Regions from separate parts of the Homo sapiens genome. Here regions 2 and 3 are each linked to region 1. Evidence: chromatin contacts called from ENCODE Hi-C or POLR2A ChIA-PET data. All regions are on one chromosome and are shown on one strand. Each heading gives the region's core, a stretch centred on a gene start or an enhancer-like site at or near the end of the contact. The rest is flanking DNA. Distances are from core to core; before and after follow the strand shown. Region 1 holds the start of TBC1D23 (TBC1 domain family member 23). Region 2 holds the start of CEP97 (centrosomal protein 97). Region 3 holds the start of NXPE3 (neurexophilin and PC-esterase domain family member 3).

Evidence for each region. Hi-C counts contacts between places; a loop is a spot of excess contacts on that map. ChIA-PET counts read pairs that join two places held with the same protein, here RNA polymerase II (POLR2A). Pooled maps may share reads with other maps.
Region 2: a loop to region 1 is called in a map of B cell, with 27 times the contacts of the local background. The contact joins the promoter of CEP97 here to the promoter of TBC1D23 in region 1. A Hi-C loop is called at or near these places in 1 of 168 maps with a recorded cell type or tissue (B cell) and 9 of 50 pooled maps. POLR2A ChIA-PET finds 5 or more read pairs at or near these places in 2 of 52 experiments (PC-9 and naive thymus-derived CD4-positive, alpha-beta T cell).
Region 3: a loop to region 1 is called in a pooled map, with 9 times the contacts of the local background. The contact joins the promoter of NXPE3 here to the promoter of TBC1D23 in region 1. A Hi-C loop is called at or near these places in 8 of 50 pooled maps.

The regions. Positions count from the first base shown.
Region 1 is chr3:100,259,581-100,262,280 of GRCh38, reverse strand. It overlaps TBC1D23 (TBC1 domain family member 23), which reads right to left and starts at 1,289. Exons shown (of 19, transcript NM_001199198.3): 1 at 1,210-1,289. The coding sequence starts at 1,262. RefSeq lists enhancers at 548-1,216, 992-1,481, 1,217-1,885.
Region 2 is chr3:101,723,249-101,725,948 of GRCh38, reverse strand. CEP97 (centrosomal protein 97) reads right to left here and starts at 1,335. Exons shown (of 11, transcript NM_024548.4): 1 at 1,230-1,335. The coding sequence starts at 1,272. RefSeq lists enhancers at 1-468, 640-709, 990-1,359.
Region 3 is chr3:101,777,950-101,780,649 of GRCh38, reverse strand. It overlaps NXPE3 (neurexophilin and PC-esterase domain family member 3), which reads right to left and starts at 1,439. Exons shown (of 8, transcript NM_145037.4): 1 at 1,326-1,439. RefSeq lists enhancers at 717-766, 1,331-1,625 and a silencer at 1,177-1,526.

The sequences.
Region 1 (2,700 bases), core at 40-2,539:
CCACCGCCAACCTCTCGTAACACTTTGAATCACACTCACAAAGAATAAGATTAATTTTACCTTGTTACACCTTCCCAACTCCAACATAAGCAAGTTGAAGAAAAAAAAACTATATCTAGATCACCATGAAGTTTTCCTCTGACACCTTGGAGAGCCCAGCGCTACGGTAATGTTTGATGTCTGCTAATGGAGAGCTGAATTTCTTAATTACTAATTATCTATCCCTTTCAACGATTTCCATTTTTTTCCTCTGGGATTAAAGTCGATGTCTATCAATGTCCTGTATTATTTTTAAAGTGCCCATGAGCTGTACACATACAATATAACGAACAAGCAAATCCAAAACTAATACATGTGGTCAATACACTTAGATCAACTGTAAAATTTAGACAAGCCTCTAAAGGTCCCTTTTTAAAAAATGATGTTGTACAACCTAACAGTGTATCGTGAGATCAACTATTTCAAAAGTAGAAGCCTTTCCCAAAGATTAACACTGGGTGAGCAGTTTACCAAAAAATTATTGGCGGTCTTCCCCCACAATCCCGAGTATAAATCAGGTAAGCATGCAACAGCTTGGGTGCAGTAAGAGCAAAGTCCCACACTGCATCCAAAGCTCAGAAATCGAGCTGTGAGAAATGTGGTAGTAGGGGAAAAGATGACTTGCGTGAAGGAGACGAACGATGAAAACTGTTGGAATGCAAAACGAGATAACAGCCAGAATAAAAAAAAGTATACCAACTAAGTGGGAGGGATTCTCCTCGGGTCAACCTCTGAACCCTCAGGCGAAGGTCGCAGTGGTCATTTCAAAACGTCTTTTCTTCACATTGTATTTTAGTGACTCAGATCTGCATCCAACAAACTTCCTTCTTCAGCCTACTCCAACTCCCACAGCCAGGACTCCGGCCAAACCCAGCCCTGAAGCCACCCACTCCAGCACACTTTGGAGACTGACAGACGACACAGGAGGACCGTTCTGAGGCCCAGCACCTGGATGACACCCCTCTCCTTGGGAGTCCCGCCCCAGTCCCTTGGGCAGAACCAGGCAGGCAGGGGGCACCCAGCTGGCAGAGGGGTAGGGCAGGGCACCGGACTTCGCCTAGGACCGGCCTCTCCGTTCCATGCCGACGCCAGACGGCTCCTCGGGGACCGGCAAGATGGTGAGAAGGAAGAATAAAGGGGCATTGGAAATTAGCCCCGGCTTTCACTCACCAGCCGTCGCCGCTCGACGTTGGCAGCGGCGGCACATCTTCTCCTTCCGCCATTGCTGTTGACGTCCACGTCACTTTGCCGAAAAGTGGATCCGGCGCTGAGACCAACTCCGAGACTCAATGTCGTAAAAGGTCTTCGGAAGTCCAGCACTGAGCTTCCCCAGAGGGGAAGAAAGAGGGAGGTGGCAAGGGACTGGAGGAACGCAACGTCACGGCGTCCCGAGGCCGAAAGGCAGCGTCTTGGGGGAGGAGACTTGGTGGAGGCAGCTGCCCCTCCAAAGACTACATGTCCCAAGATGCCACGGTGCCGCGGGCGGGGCGGGGCGCGGTGGACGCCGTCCCAGTTGGAGGCCTTGTGTGACAAACAGCGTGTCTTTTTAGCGTCCACTTAGCGTCTTCATTCCAGCTTGGCGTCGAAATTAACAAAGTTAGAATTTACAGTCCTAACTATTGGAGAAAGCAAGGGAAATGGGAATTGACATAGGGAAGGCGGACGTAGGAGAAGAGCCACAGTTCAGTAATTTCCTGCTGTAGCAATTTAATTTGAAGAAAGAGTGGGACGTAAGGAAAGGGGCAGACCACCCCTATTTGTGAGGCCCCGTCAAAAGTGTAAATGAAGGCCCACATACTTTTTGACTGAATATTTAAAAGTTGTAAATGAAGCTATATACTAAAGGAGATACGTTCTAGCCTCCTACCTTAAATATATCTTCCTAACAGTCTGGAAGATCAAGTCCGAATTTAGAATTCTAGGACTGGAATTCCAGGCAAGCAGAGCTGCCAAAATCCTTCTCTACGCGTTCCACTTCCCCTTTACACCGCATGGGCGGACACTTGGCCACCGCCGGGGCCTTGGGGTGAGCACACGCTCAGGAGGATGGACCTAAAGAAACGCTTTTGCAAGCCCTGAAAACAACAGTGATGAAGTAGAACTGCATGTAACAATATGGATACATCTGAAAAATACGCTGTTAAATGAGCAAAACAGATTGCAGACGGATAGGTAAAGTATGGTATCATTTATAGTTGGTGTTTAAAAGACAATATATTTAAAATAGATCCATATGAGTTTAAAATGCAGGAGAATGATATATAGAAAACTCGGAATGGCAGTTACATTCAGGGAAAGGGAGGAGTTTCCATGAATTTTTAAATATTTATTAAGGGCCCCAAGGTGGCCACATAGGTGGCCAGTGTTCTTTATAGAGTCTATACTTAGGTATCTAAAATGTTTCATAGTTTCAAAAACTATTTGTTTTAAATAGATACAAAACAGTACAGCTATCTCATTTACAACCAAAAACATGTTCACTCTCTTCCCTAAAGGGAAATAATACAGATCTGCATGGTACTGCACCCACTTCCAAGGCCCGGATCTCTGTAATGTTCAGTTCTCTGTTAGGGAACATTTCTTTTAACATAGAATGAGACTGTAGATGCCCTCTATCAAAAAGAATAAAAGACGTGAATCTAGGTCACATTACCATTCTAA
Region 2 (2,700 bases), core at 86-2,585, 1.5 Mb before region 1:
GTAAAGTGGGGATAATACCTGCCTTATAAATGTAGTTCTACAGAGAAAATGAGATAATGTAAAAAAAAAAACAAAAAAAAAAAGGACTGAGAACATCGCCTGGGTCATACAAAGTGCTCTGTAAATGTTAACTGCTATTAACAGTTAAGTAGCCCTGGTGGGCTTGAGAGGTGTGGTTTAAGAAAAGCCGATCTCCAAAGAGGGCGGGGCCAGAGAAACGGCCAATTTCAAATTTACACCCAGATTAGGACTACTGCAGGAAATAATTATGCCAGATTGCTCTCCTGGAGGATTTCAACGTTTTCCCGTTGTCTAATGGCTCTTAGCATGTGAGGAGTCGTGAGCCCCTCTGAAAAATTGATGAAAGGGGTGTGCTGTCTCAGAAAAGTGCACAGCCTTTGTACACAATTCCAAGGGGTCGACAGAGAGGTCTGAGAACCATCCACCAACTCTTCCCCCAAGAATTTACAGCTCCCAGAAAATGCACTCCTGGTCTAAGCCATGAAGACGGGCCTCGACCCCTGGGCCCTGTCCCCGATTTAGAGGACTGACTGCTGCCAAGCCTCGGAGCTGTAACCAAAACAAAAGCAGCTCGCGTCCGGCGCCCCAAAGAGGTAGGTATCTTCAGGCCACAGAAGCACCCACACAGTCCTGTGCTCTACTGGGCAGCGACCAAACTCGATCCTAGGACCCGTGTGCAAGAACAAGGAGTACAGAACTGCGGGCTCTGGATCATCCCTTAGATTTTATCACGGCCACTGGCCACCTCCGAGGAAGGGTTCAAAGCCAGACTAGGCAGCGGTCTCTGAGGGAAGGTTTTCCTGATGGTTCCAGGAACCAAGAAGAGAGGGAGATGTGTGAAGCGAAAGAGGGAGATCCCAAACATTTCGCTTAGGCACCCATGACTCAAAGTAAATGGTCAAGAAAGGTCATCGCAGCCCGAAATCCACCGCCTCCTCAGCATCGGGAGCGCGGGAGCCAGGGCGCCGGGCCGCGCGAAGGCTTCTGGGGGCTGTAGTCCCCCGCTCGGCCCTCACCGCGACGCCGGAGAGCTGGGAACGGCAGGTGAACTACAACTCCCAGAGGGTAGCCCGCCTCCGCGACGACCACAGATCCGCATCAAAAGAACTGGTCCAGAACTGCACATCTAAACCTAGGTTTTCTGCTCTCCACTATTTAATTCAGCTCCGTGAAGTAAACCTTAGGACTCGGGGTAGGGATCGCCTTACCTTCTCCGGGAGGCAAAGCCGCGTCCACGCGCGCCACCGCCATATTTGCTGCTTGCTAATAATACCAGGCAACCGTCCTCCCGCGGCTCTGTGGAGCTTGTAATCTGAAGGAGGGAGCCGGAAACTATAACTCCCAGGATGCACGGCTCCCAGACGGCCCAATTGGCTGCTTACGCCTAATGATGTGAAGCTGGAGTTAGAATCTGAGGGTAGTGAGCTCAGGGACCCTGGCCCACTCGCTTATTTGACAGATGAGTCAACTGCGTTATTAGATGATCATTTCACTTCCTTGTCCAGGCGTTTGCGAAATTTGACACTTTTACCATCGGGATGATTGTAAGGAAGCTACTTAATGCAGACTGCATTTTACAACTCATTGCTGGAAGTCTCTGTGGGGGCTGCTCCATTCTTTTGATAATTGTGAATAAGTTGAAAGTTTTCAACTCCGCTATAGGAATGACCGATCTTGTTGAGATCATAAAAGTGGATACATTTTATTTGAAATTTTAGTTAAGTAAAAGTAAAGTATGCCGAAATAGAAACTTTTATACAGTATTTTTAAGTGATTGTTTGATTGTTCTTGAATATTTGACAAATCTTTTGACTTACGGGTATAAGTATGAACCAAGAACTTTTCCAGGGAGTATTCAAAATAACTTTAAAATATAATCTCCAGGCCGGGCGCAGTGGTTCACGTCTGTAATCCCAGCACTTTGGGAGGTCAACGCAGGCTGATCACCTGAGGTCGGGAATTCGAGACCCGCCTGGCCAACATGGAGAAACCCCGTCTGTAGTAAAAATACAAAAAAATTAGCCTGGCGTGGCGGCGCATGCCTGTAATCCCAGGTACTCGGGAGGCTGAGGCAGGAGAATCGCTTGAACCCGGGAGGCAGAGGTTGCAGTGAGCCGATATCATGCCACTGCACTCCAGCCTGGGCAACAAGAGCGAAACTATGTCTCAAAAATATATATATTTTATATAGATATTGCATATATTATAATTATATATAAATTATATATTATATATGTTATATATTTAGATATTATATATTATATGTTATATATTTAGATATTATATATTATATATGTTATATATTTAGATATTATATATTATATATGTTATATATTTAGATATATTATATATGTCATATATTTATATATTATATATTATATATGTTATATATTTAGATATTATATATTATATATGTCATATATTTAGATATTATATATTATATATGTTATATATTTAGATATTATATATTATATATGTTATATATTTAGATATATATGTTATATGTTATATATTTATATATTATATATGTTATACATTTATATATTATATATGTTATATATTTATATATTATATATTATATATGTTATATATTTATATATTATATATTATATATGTTATATATTTATATATTATATATTATATATGTTATATATTTATATATTATATATTATATATGTT
Region 3 (2,700 bases), core at 190-2,689, 1.5 Mb before region 1:
TTTAAAATACAAACAACTGGGCCCCACTCAAACAATTAAATCAGAATCTGTAGGAATAGGCCCAAGAAGTAGCTTTTTTTAAAAAGGTCCCTAGATGATTACAACATACAGCCAAGTGGGAGAACCACTAGTATAGAGTGGCCAGGGACTGTTATTCGTTTCAGTTGGTAAAAGGATGGCCTTTCCAAAATGATGTTTGAATTGTAACTTAAATTGTCAGGTCAGGACAACCCAATTCCCAGGCAATGGGGAAGGCTAACCCCACTTCAGTGATTTATCCCTTCGTTTCCTTTCTCAGTAACAAATAACAGCACTCTATTGGCCCCAAAGAGATTGTGAGGATAACAGACATGGAAAAAAAAATACTAAACAAATTCAAAGAAAAGCAGAACCCAAACACTACGGAGAAATAGTATACTGCTGCCTCCAAACAATTATCAGGGTCTGGGAGTCCTGCCAGTTTCAAATATATCCTGATGTTCCAAATGATAATTAACCACAGTGAGGAGCGGGGAGGCCCACCAAAGCAGTGTGATTCTTTATCTTTAGGAAATGTGGCAACAATCCCCCTTTAATGTAAATAATGAAAAGCAAAGAAAATTTACAATTTTGCACAAATGCTGCATAAATCCTGCCTCGGAACCCCTCTTATTACCACCCTAGTGGCCTTTGATCAGGCAGAAATGGGCAACAGGCCAGGGTCTCCATATCACACCTTGTAAAGTTACACTCGTTTCTCCCCATACGACCTGAATCTGATGTCCCCAAACGGCAGCTCAGTAAGGCCAGAACAGTCCACCGTGTGACAGCAGCGCCAGCCAAGAGGCAGCTGGTGCCCAGAGCAGCGATGAGCCGAGAGATATGAGATGGGCAGGGAGGCGTCGCCAAGTGCTCCGCACCGGGTTAGTGAAGGTGCCTGGAGGACAGAAGTCTTTCGCTGCGGCGTGGAGGTCCGAACTGTACCGAGCTGTGGCGTTGCCGCAAGTGGAGGAAACTGAGGATGGAGATGCTCGCTCCCGGCCCCGCCCCGCCCCGCCCCGCCGGTACTAGCCTGGGCTCCGGCTTCTTAGCTGCGACGCTTTGGCAACCCAGGGCTCCAATTCTGCCTATGCCTTCGACCCGGGCCTCCCCTCCCTGGCACCTATGCCCACAGCCACGACTCCAGGGGCTGCACCTATCAGCACGGGGCTGGGGACTCGGGAGCAGATGCGCGCGGAGGGAGGGGCTTCGCAGTCTAGGAGCGCGCTGGCAGAGCCGGGCAATGGGTCGCTCCGCCCGCAGCGGCCCCTCCCGACGTCCGCACACAGACCACATCCAGCACTCACCTCCGGGACCCGCCCGCCCTTCGCTCTCCGGGGGCCAGGGATCCTGACGCCCCGGTCGGTCGCCGCAGCGCCAGGCCGCTAGCCCCCCGCTTCCTCACCCGGCGACGTCTCCTCACCTCCGACCCCCGGCTACGATTGGTGGAGCTTCGGCGGGGGCGGGCCGAGGGCGTTGACTGACAGCAGCACGCGCCGGGCGGAACCCACAGGCCTGGAAGCGAAGTTGGCACCCTGGCGCTCTACGCCGCCAAGCTCCTGCTCGCGACGCGACACTGCAGCTGTCGCCCCGCGGATCGAGGTCTGGCCCCTCTCACGACCCAACTCCTCGTGAACTTCGGACGTCTGAGTTTCCTGGGAGCATCCACCTACCTCAAGGCTTTTCGCTTGTCAGCGAAAGTGCCCACAACCGCAGTTGACTCTAGTAGGGCAGTCTTTCCTGTGGAGTGATGGAATTTATTGTGCCCTGAACCAGAGAAATGCGATTTGCCAAGTATAAGCACGGATATAGCGGATCCTTGAATCTTTTCCTTGCTTTGACATTAGTCAACAACTTCTACTCGCCAGTAAAACAGCCCGTTCCTTTTACTCTCACTGTACATGATGTCGGTCTCTTGGCAAAGCATACTTTCCTCACCCTCCACCATCCCCAATTCTGGGTTATCCTATTTTGGACATTTTTCTAACTGGTAAAACGTCGGTAGCAGTTTTGTGAAATTCAGGAACTGAGAGGAGTCCTGAGAAGACACTTGTTCAAGAAACCAGAAGGAATTGTGGGCTGCACCGTGTTTCTCTGTGCTTGGAGCACAGTGGGGTTAACACAGGCCCCAAAAGCAGGCCTGCCCCCGGACTATTACCCCAAGGTTTAAGAAAAATAATTAATGTACATGACAACTAAGTATTTTTCCATTTCTTGACCATAATGGACTCTGCATGCTCATTCAGATGTTTTCATGGCAGGCCTGCTTCGTGGGCAACCAGATCCGTGAATGGGATAAAAGGAAGTTCTGCCACAGGGTGGAAGATCTCTTCTGTAGTAATGATCTTCTTTTTTTTTTTTTTAATATACTTTAAGTTCTAGGGTACATGTGCACAACGTGCAGGTTTGTTACATATGTATACATGTGCCATGTTGGTATGCTGCACCCATTAACTCGTCATTTACATTAAGTATATCTCCTAATGCTATCCCTCCCCCCTCCCCCTACCCCACAACATGCCCAGGTGTGTGATGTTCCCCTTCCTGTGTCCAAGTGTTCATTTATGCAGCCAACAAACACATGAAAAAATGCTCATCAGCACTGGCCATCAGAGAAATGCAAATCAAAACCACAATGAGATACCATCTCACACCAGTTAGAATGGCGATCATTAAAAAGTC